Linked DNA regions of Homo sapiens: region 2 is linked to region 1. A link is an interaction called in ENCODE POLR2A ChIA-PET data of the cell type or tissue named here. Cell type or tissue: endothelial cell of umbilical vein. All regions are shown on one strand.

Region 1 (5,000 bases):
AAATTCCCTTCTTCTCCGTCTCCCTACCCACTTGTGTTAAACAATGAACATCTGGAGCAATGACCAAAATGAAGAAAGCTGAAGGGAAGATGCACCCATGGCGTGGAGAATCTGAAAACTGGACCCATTCCTTGAGTAACTGAAAGATCTTTGAATTCAAAAGAGCTTTAAAGGCTGTTCTTTGAAAACAGTGTACCTTAAAACACAAACAAATCATGGCTACTTCAGAAACTGGAGACAATGTGTACGACAATCAACATGGAGGAACTCTACCTGCACACTCTGAGTTATCAATGGTATTCTATTAATAGTCTGTGACTTTACGATGTGGCAGCTTAGCAAGATGGATAATGAGCCAAATTCCCGTGTAATTTCCTGAAATGGCACCTGATGTGCTTCTATTTCTAGCAGAGCTCCATCAAATGCACCTTATTCCCCTCTGTCTAATATTATCTGCCGACCCATTGCTGTATCTCAATTTTAGAGATGCGAAAAATAAAACAATGTGGGTTTACTCAGATTTTACGATGGAGGAGCAAAGCCCTGGCTTCTGAAACCCCAGTCCACAGTTTAGCTTCTTGGGTTGAGTTTTAAGAGACCTATACGAACATAAGGCCCTTGAGGAAAAGATGGAAATAGACTAAAAGACATCATCCCAGCCCAGGACCTTTGGTGGGAGATGGGGAGTTCAGGAGACATTAGGTGAAATTGATGCCAGTTAGTACCAGGCAATGTTTCCGTAAGTGTTAATTGGTCTTCCTAAAGTAAAACCCAAACACAGAATTGGGTAGTAGGATAAGACCCAAAAGGTCACCTAGTTTAGTTTTCTCATTTTGTAGATAAAGAACGTCTGAGGCCCCAGAGCTTAAGTGACCTGGCTAAGGTCATTGGTAAACTTAAAGCAAGAATCCAGGTCACCTCATTCCAGTCCACTCAGGTCTTGATATCATAGCAGTGGATCTCTTTTTAAAACCATGCCTGTTCCTCTAGTCATTTTCTACCTTGATTGCTGTATCTTTCCTCTTCCTTATCTATTTCTTGTCTACCTAAGACATAATATAGGAGACTCTTCATACTTATAGTTCTAGTAAATTCACTGAAACATTGACTGAGCACCTGTTGCTTCAGCAGCTTGGGATATGTCAGTAAAGAGGAAAGACACAGGTTCCTGACCTTGTTAGTTGATATGGTGGTGGAGGATGACAGAACATAAGTAACAAACATTATAAAGAAGCAAATTATATAGTAGTAAAGGGTGATATGTGCTATGAGGGGAAAACAAGAACAGAGTAAGAGGGAATTGGAATGCTTAGAAGAAGTGGGTAGCAGTTACAATGTGGTGAGAATGGATGGGCATGATTGAGAAGTTTACGGCTGAACAAAGACTTGAAGGAGTGAGGGGACGAGCCACGGAGATACTTTGGAGAAGAGCATCCCAGCAGAAGGAACTGCTGACGCAGGCTTGTGTGTCCCAGGAAGAGTAAGAACGTCAGTGTGGCTGAGGCACAGTGAGAGGACAAACAGGAGATGAGGTTGGATGAGCAGCAGGGGTACCTGGCGATTTAGAACCCCTTATGCCATTTTCAAGACTGTACCGTTCACTATGGGACAAATTAGAGATTTGATTATATAGAAAGAGGAAGAGAATAATTCAGAAAAACAGGTCCCTTCTTAGAAAGATAGGACTTTGGGAACCTGGGCAACAACAGGAAGGCACACAATATCTGGGGAGGAAGGAGACGTGGGAGGAGGTTGGAAAGGCACTTGGCAAGAAAGAATATGGAGGAAGACAAATACTAGCACTGTTTACCACAGCTGGGTACCGGGTGTGTTGGAGAACGAGATGAGATGGGTTGAGTCTTAATGCTGCCTTCCTTCTGCCACCTACCTTATGACTACACTTAATTTTCCTGTTGGATAGAATACCACTTCATGGCACCTGTGCCTCACTCAGGGGAAACATTCATTTGCAGGCCTCTACCCTCCCTGTGGCTATCACCCACATGCCAATATCCAATAAGCAGCTTAAAGCAGAATGGAAAATAAAACAGCCTCTGTCCTAAGAACAGACTTCATTAACACACATGCCATGTGCTCATGTCACAATAACCCCAGAAGGTTAGTTATTATTTGCTCCATTTTACAGATGATGAAACTGAGATTCAGATTTATTTGCCCAAGGTCACACAGCTAGTAAATGGTGATGTGGTGATGTGAAACTTGGTCCATCCAGTTCCAGCTATGTTCCTCTGTAATAATATGACTCCTGTCTCAGGAATCACTACTGTGATCCTGAGTCATCAGCTGATTTCTCTGGGCACAGCTCCTTCCCTTTCAGAAATGTGGTTTTTGTTAAAGCTACCGGGTTAGCTACATCCCTGCTCCCTCTTACCAGTCTTATCTCACTGCATGTCTCATGGGAGCTACAGCCTATACGCCACATGTGCTTGGGTCAAACAGGAGTCTCAGAGAATCCATCTAGCCCACTTTCATAGTATAACCCCCCAAGGAACTGCCGTGAGAAGAGAACATGATTAACTAATAAGGAATTCCACTCTCAGAGCCCCATCAGTGTGGAGGAGAATAAATCAAAGAGGTGAGGAGGAGAAGGCGAATCTTGAATGTATGCAGATTAAGTTGGAGTTTGTAAACTGCATTTGGTAGACTGCTTATCTGGCAAACACATTGTTTTATAATTAAGAAAAGCTTTGTGACTTTGATTGCAAATAGCACTTAATTCCTACTCTTGTTAATTTGCTGTCATTAATATATTCTTATCATATTCTATTACATTTTTATTTTACAAAATATTTAGTATGTAATAATCAGAATTTTGAAACATATGCTTCAATTAAACATCTCCATTAAAACCCAACATATTAGATCTTACTGGTTATCCCACTCTTTTTTTTTGTTTTTTTTTTTTGAGATGGAGTCTTGCTCTGTTGCCAGGCTGGAGTACAGTGGCACAATCTCAGCTCACTGCAACCTCCACCTCCTGGGTTCAAGCAATTTTTCTGTCCCAGCCTCCTGAGTAGCTGGGACTACGGGTGCGTGCCACCACATCCAGCTAATTTTTGTATTTTTAGTAGAGATGGGGTTTCACCATGTTGGCCGGGCTGGTCTCGATCTTCTGATGTTGTGATCCACCCGCCTCAGCCTCCCAAAGTGCTGGGATTACAGGAGTGAGCCACCGCGCCCGGCTGGTTATCCCACTCTTTAAGTTCTTTTTGACAGTCCCAACATTGTCACCTCTCGACGTGTGTTTTGCAGTTCGAGCCTGAAGAGATGGATTTATGTCTTAAGAGCTGCCTTTGTAATAAAAGTGGAATAGGGTAGGCTACCAAAGACACAGTCTTAAGTGTAAGTCGATCAGAGTTTGACGGCTAGAAGGGATGTAAGAATGTTAAAAATGCAGGTTAAATCTTATTAAATGCTTTTCAACTTTTCAAGATGATCAATCACACTGGCTTTCTCTTTATTAATATAATCGGTTGGATTTTAAATCATCCTTGTGTTCTAAGAATAAACTGTTTTTAAAGATCCTGTTGAATTTGACTTCCTAACATTTTAAGATTTTTAAATTTATAAACTTGAGTAATGTTCATCTTTAGTTCTCTCTCTTTTTATGTTGGCCTTATCCAATTTTAGTTTCAAAGTTACACTAACTCTTTTTTTTTTTGAGATGGAGTCTCGCTCTGTCACCCAGGCTGGAGTACAGTGGTGCAATCTTGGTTCACTGCAAGCTCTGCCTCCCCGGTTCACGCCATTCTCCTGCCTCAGCCTCCGGAGTAGCTGGGACTACAGGCGCCCACCACCTCGCCCGGCTAATTTTTTGTATTTTTAGTACAGATACGGTTTCACCGTGTTAGCCAGGATGGTCTCGATCTCCTGACCTCGTGATCTGCCCGCCTCGGCCTCCCAAAGTGCTGGGATGACAGGCGTGCGCCACCGTGCCCAGCCTCCTCTAGTGTTTTAAGATTAATGCTTGGTTCATTTCTATTTGGTTGTCTTATAACAAACACATTTCTTAAAGAGTTATTATACAAACAATTTTAATTATGCTTTGAATATTTCAATCAAATATTGCTTTGGTTATATTCTGATTTTTGATAATGTATTGCTTTCAGTGTGACTTGTTGCTAAGTAATTTATATGTTTCCTTTTTAAAGACTTTTTAGAAGAGTGATATTAAATTTCTGCATAGCTACATTTTGGGGAGCTTTCTTTTTTAATTTATAGTCTTACTGCCTGGTTGCCAGAGAATGGAATGTAGGCTGTACAATTCTCTACTTTTGTTAACTTCTTGAGTTTTGCATGTTTTTGGTTTTTAGCACGTGTGTGTATGTATGTGTGGTCTCATAACCAATTTTAAAATAGATGGGTATTTGAAAAGAACATATATCCTCTGTTTATTACATATAATCTTGCGTTATCTATTAAATCAAGCTTAATTATGACATTCTGATTACCTATACCTCCCATTTTTTACCTGATTTCCAAGAGGGATCTGTAAAATCTACTACGAGCCAGTAACTTCTCTTCAAATTTCCAGCACTTACTTTAATTTTTCAAAGCTATGTTTTTAACTTCATGACTAGCAGGCATAAGATTCAAGCCTTCAAATTGTGAAGTTATGCTTTCAAATAATTTAGATTTCAAAAGTCTCCATCTTTCTTATTTTGTAATTAACATTCCTTTTTCTCTTCTTTCAACCCTCTATTCACCTTTCAATAAATTATCTAGAATCCCTACTCACCCTGCATCTTCCTCTGCCCCGAACTAGTCATCAGCTTGTCACTTAAATGTAGTACAATTACCATAACATCAGGAATTGTTTTTCTGAAACCTTTTTTTTCAGCCTTTTCTATAAATTCTCCCATCAGATTTTATTTATTCTTCTCTGTCTCTATTCTATGTTTTTTCCATGGAGAAAATAAGGATAAAACTACAGCCACTCCATCAATTAGAAAGTTTTTCTGACATTACTTCTGAATTTT
Region 2 (5,000 bases), 84 kb before region 1:
TATGATAAAATTATACGTGCATCAGTTTGGGAGGGGGAGGGAAGTTGTGGAGGGAGACAGATCAGAATCAAAATGTCCACTATACCATTACGAGCTCATATGAACCACAATTTAGCAAAAGTGCTGCAGTCCAACTTAAAATCAAAATCACAAATTTGAGCCAAACTGGTCCTTTTTTTCTACACCAATGAAGAATGTATAATCTAGATGCAGGAATTGGAATAGAAAGTATGAAGGCAAAAAAATAAAAAATAAAAAGAAAGACTACAGAATACTACGATTTGCAGGTTTCTCTTCATAATTTTGAATTTGTTAAATTGGTTTTGTGAGAGATGATTATCTACTATCACATGAAAACAAATTTACTAGTCGAATAATTTACTAATTACAAATTTAACAATTAAGTAGCAAAACAACAATAAATTTACACAAAACAATCTGAGAATTTTCAACACACGAGAGATCTGCTGTTAGATTTTTCCTCTGAAGGTAACATGCAATTCTCAGACCTCCTGGGCCCTGGTTTCCCAAGTATGACATAAGTATCCCTGGTTGACTTGTGAACTATTTCCTTTAGTATTAAAGCTTTACTGCACTTGTACCTCTGAACTTAAAAAGTTAAAAAAAAAAGTTTTGATATATAACTATGGGGATATTGGCTATACTTTCCCCTTACCCAGCCTGAAAGAATAGCTTAGTTATAGCTTTCATTTAGATCTCACCAAAGGCAGTGTCATTTTGTTGCGTGAATTTTGGTCAGCTCTTTGAAAAGGTAAGTAGCACTAAATTGGATATATGCCTTGATACATTTTTCGCTCCACTTAGGAGCTAGAAAGCTTAGGGGTAGAGTACAGAGAAGCCGGTGCTAAAATGCAGGGCTACCACATATCCAGTTTGCTTGGGACACTCCTGATCTATGTATGACTATTGTCCCATCAGAATTATTAACAGCCCCCTTTTCACTCTCAAAAGCATCGTGGTTTGAAGAATAAATTATATGGATGGTAACCCTATTAAAAGAGAGAATCTAGCTTTTAAAACAGAACTTTTATTACTCTTTGGCCATCTAGCTTTTAAAACAGAACTTTTATTACTCTTTGACCATTACAGTAAGAAAATCTGTGTAAAATTCCTAAGAACAGGCATTTCCATCTCATATACCAACACGCAGAGTAAAAGACTCAGAGTGGCCCTGTCTAGTGGCCAGAAGTCACAAGACAAGGACAGGGAGATGTCCTCATGAGCTTGAGTTATGGCCACCATTCCTCAGCTTATCTATCAGAAATGCCACAAAACTGTGTAGCCAGATCTCCTTTATTCCCCATCTATCACTCCAGATATATGCAATGACTTGTGTTTAGAAAACATGGAAAATCCCCAACAATAAATGTGCAATTAGTACAGACTGTAAACTTTTTCATCTGCTACTCTGATTATAGGTGCACTATCTGATTAAGACGTGTCATTGTCTTTCATTTGACTTTGAGCTTTACTGGACACAAAAGCGTTAAAAGAGGGTGAAAGCCCAGGGAACACGGGCTGTCCTTGATAGAACTGCCAGCTGTCTCACCTTTTGGACCTCGGAACAGCATCTGGCTTATGTCCATAGGACTAGTTTTGCTCCAGATGTTAGGTGCTAATATACATAGATCCTCTGCTCACAAAGATGCATCACCACCACGGGTCACAAGAAGGTGAGGGCTCTAGAGTTACTCAGGCCTCACTCTGTGTGCCTAGGCCACTGACAGGGACAACCACGTGGTTGAAACAGAATCCATTAAGTGCCAGAAGACAGGAACAACTGGGAGATTAAATTAATATTTCATATTTAGTTGATCTCAAGGCAGCAGCAAGCTTTATACACTAAGTGGGCTCTAATATGAGACTTGGTGTTTCTATCTGGAAAAAAACACCACTGTCCCCATCTCTACTAAAATACAAAAATTAGCTAGGCGAGGTGGCAGGCACCTGTAATTCCAGCTACTAGGGAGGCTGAGGCAGGAGAATTACTTGAACCCAGGAGGCGGAGGTTGCAGCAAGCTGAGATTGCACCACTGCACTCCAGCCTGGGTGACAGAGTGAGAATCTGTCTAAAAAAAGAAAAAAAAAACCACTGTAAAAAATAGGCTGGAGAAACAGAGTTCTGAAATTGAAAACCCTGAACTGGCCAAGGACCCCGATAGAACACGACAGTGCTGTAACAGTATGACATTCTCAGAGAACATTTCTTTCTCCTTCTTCTTCTTCTTCTTTTTTTTTTTTTTGAGATGGAGTCTTGCTCTGTCACCCAGGCTGGAGTGCAGTGGCACAATCTTGGCTCACTGTAACCTCCGCCTCCCGTGTTCAAGTGATTCTCCTGCCTCAGCCTCCGGAGTAGCTGGGATTACAGGTGTGTGCCACCACACACAGCTAATTTCTGTATTTTTGGTAGAGACGGGGTTTCATCATGTTGGCCAGGCTGGTCTTGAACTCCTGACCTCAAGTGATCCGTCTGCCTCGGCCTCCCAAAGTGCTGGGATTGCAGGCGTGAGCCACCACTCCTGGCCTCATTTATTTATTCTTACAGCACCTCCTCTTGGGAGTACATCTTCCATATCTTTCTTCTGCTCAGTGTTGCTACACTGGGTCTGTGTGACATGTCAAGCAGGGAAAAAACCAGTTTCAAAAATATTAATTGATCTAGCAAATGGCTGTCAATACAGATTTAGTGACAACTGGTAGAGATGAGGGATTTTTTTTTCCTTGGTCTTACCTATGCAGTAGGGACAACACTGGCCTTTTCTCAAGACAGGTCTTTCACAGGATACAGAAGGGCAGGACTCAGAGAAACAGCTAATTACGCTATCAATGCAGATGCAGCTGGTACAAACGTCAGGCTTCCAGGACTCAGCTGCCAGGAATATATCCCCTTCATCATTTTTGCAGTAATTAGGTACGCTGTTATTGCGGGACAAGGAAGGCCGAAAAGGTTGATCTGGAAAAATGAACATATAGGTCAGCAAAGAAGATGCTGTTGGCCAGCAACTATGCAACATAGTGTGTTTCAAAGCACACCCAGTCATGATGGCTTTCGGTGCCTCCTTAAATACATGACGCAGTAACAAATCAGAAAGTATGATTCGGGAAGGGTCTTAAATTTTTAAACAAAATAACAAAGATCAAAAAAGAGATGTTACAGTTATTCTGTTAGTTGTTTATATAACATCCGCTCTTTCTTCCTTAATGAAATCCTGGTTTTCTTTGGGGAAGTCCCAGGACTTGGATTACAATGCATGTAAGTAAATGGGACAATTCTGTTCCCTGCTTTCCTAGGCTCCCTTGAAACTAGGGTGGCCCCATCATCTAGCCGTAGCTAATGGGACCTAATGGCTAACGAAGGGATTTCTGGGAAAGCTTTCACTTTCTTCAAAGAAGGGTAGATATGTTCTGCCATCATCCTTCCACATTATTCCTGCCTTGATAGGAGTGCGTTGATCACGGCTGTGACACCCCTATCAGAAGAGAAAGGCCTTGACCCCACTGAGCCACTGAATCAATGCTGATAAACATCTGCCTCCAAATGTCTTGTCATATATGTAAAATAGACCTCTATTTACTTACAAATTGTAGCTGGATTTTCTCTTACTTGTGGCCACATGCAATTTTGACCAATCAATATTCAGACAAATTCTCATTGTACCAGACTACCAAAAACCACCTAAATGCAACATTCCAATGTTCAGGAATTCACATTAATGACTGAAAGATAAGAAATCTAAATCACTCATAAGGATGCAACCACAGAGAAATCATGTGCAAATCATCTGTGTCTTTGCTATCTAAAGACTGAGACCTGGAAGTCCCCAGATCTAGTTACAACTTGCAACAGAAAATGTCACCAGAAAATCCAGATAGCACTTTGGGCATCGGTTTCCACTAAAATCAATGAAAATTGTAACTTCAAGCAGCAATATGATTGAGATATCAGAAAGGAAAATGTAAGTGGGTGCGTTTCCAGTTTAGAAATGTCATAGTCCAACTGATAAGAGAGCACTTCTAATCAACTTCACCACTCAAGAGTCTAGACACAGCCACGACAGCCCTACCTAGCAAAGCTCTAAGAGGGCCACATTTTCTCAATGCATACACAATCAAAAGAGTTGTCGTATGTTCTTCCCAGAACCAACTTCATGAGCTCTGTTATTTTTAGTCAAGAACCAGAAACAACTGAGACATGTAGTTGCCATATGATCCAGAAGCTCTACATGCCACTTTTTCCTTCTATCCACCTCATGAATATACCCCACAGCCAGTAAGCAGGATGTGACAAGAAGGGCCTTTTTGAGGACCAAGGCAGTTACTTCATTGTGGACCTTCTCTGAGGGACAGGAAAGCCAGCATAATGGGATTGGCCCATACCCTCTCCTTTAAACTGAGTAACTGTATCTCCTATGACTAGTCCCAAAGGCAGCAGGCATAAGTTGAAGAACAGCCATTGGTTCCACGGCTCCATGGTACTCTAGGTCCTATTACAGATATGATTCCACAGATCCCACCCACATAGGTTAGAGATAGTAAGATGGGATGACTTTCTCAATGACCTTTTCGTGGTTATCTACGTCGAGGGATAATTTCTTCTCTAAGAGACTGACCAGTGCTAACTTTTGCTTTGGCTAGAAATAAGGACAACACCCTCTTGTTCACACTAGGCCCTGCAAATCTCCATGAGGTTTTTGTGACTTACGTTAACTTAGCTCATGCAAGCATTGCCCAACCTCTGTCTAAAAACTGAAAAGAAGAAGAAGGGACAGCCGTGCTGAAGCTATGGAATGACAGTGAAACGAACAGCCTGGAATCTGCAGGGCTCTCACTGAGGCCTGGAAATAACCCAGAGGACATCAGGATACGCTGGCAGTGACGGTGTGAGGGCTGGAGCCGAGGTAGAGTCTGCAGGTTTCCTTCCACCAGGCAGGAGGCTCCTGGCCCAACCCTGACCGACAATGTCATTTGGAATCTTACCC

Evidence for each region. Peaks named below come from ENCODE experiments on the same cell type or tissue, not always from the same donor. Only the 100,000 strongest peaks of a DNase experiment are listed, where the experiment ranks them.
Region 2: POLR2A ChIA-PET joins it to region 1 with 5 read pairs; 2 of 35 experiments call an interaction of 5 or more read pairs at or near these places.

Annotation. Positions count from the first base shown.
Region 1 is chr2:36,436,057-36,441,056 of GRCh38, reverse strand. All of the region lies in intron 2 of CRIM1 (cysteine rich transmembrane BMP regulator 1), which reads right to left. Among named protein-coding and RNA genes, the nearest start is that of CRIM1, 83 kb to the right of the region's middle. In endothelial cell of umbilical vein, no CTCF peak of the experiment used is centred here; DNase peaks (open chromatin) are centred at 1,776 and 2,366; H3K27ac peaks cover 2,781 bases.
Region 2 is chr2:36,520,066-36,525,065 of GRCh38, reverse strand. It overlaps CRIM1 (cysteine rich transmembrane BMP regulator 1), which reads right to left. Exons shown (of 17, transcript NM_016441.3): 13 at 2,753-2,974. Among named protein-coding and RNA genes, the nearest start is that of FEZ2, 76 kb to the left of the region's middle. In endothelial cell of umbilical vein, no CTCF peak of the experiment used is centred here; no DNase peak of the experiment used is centred here.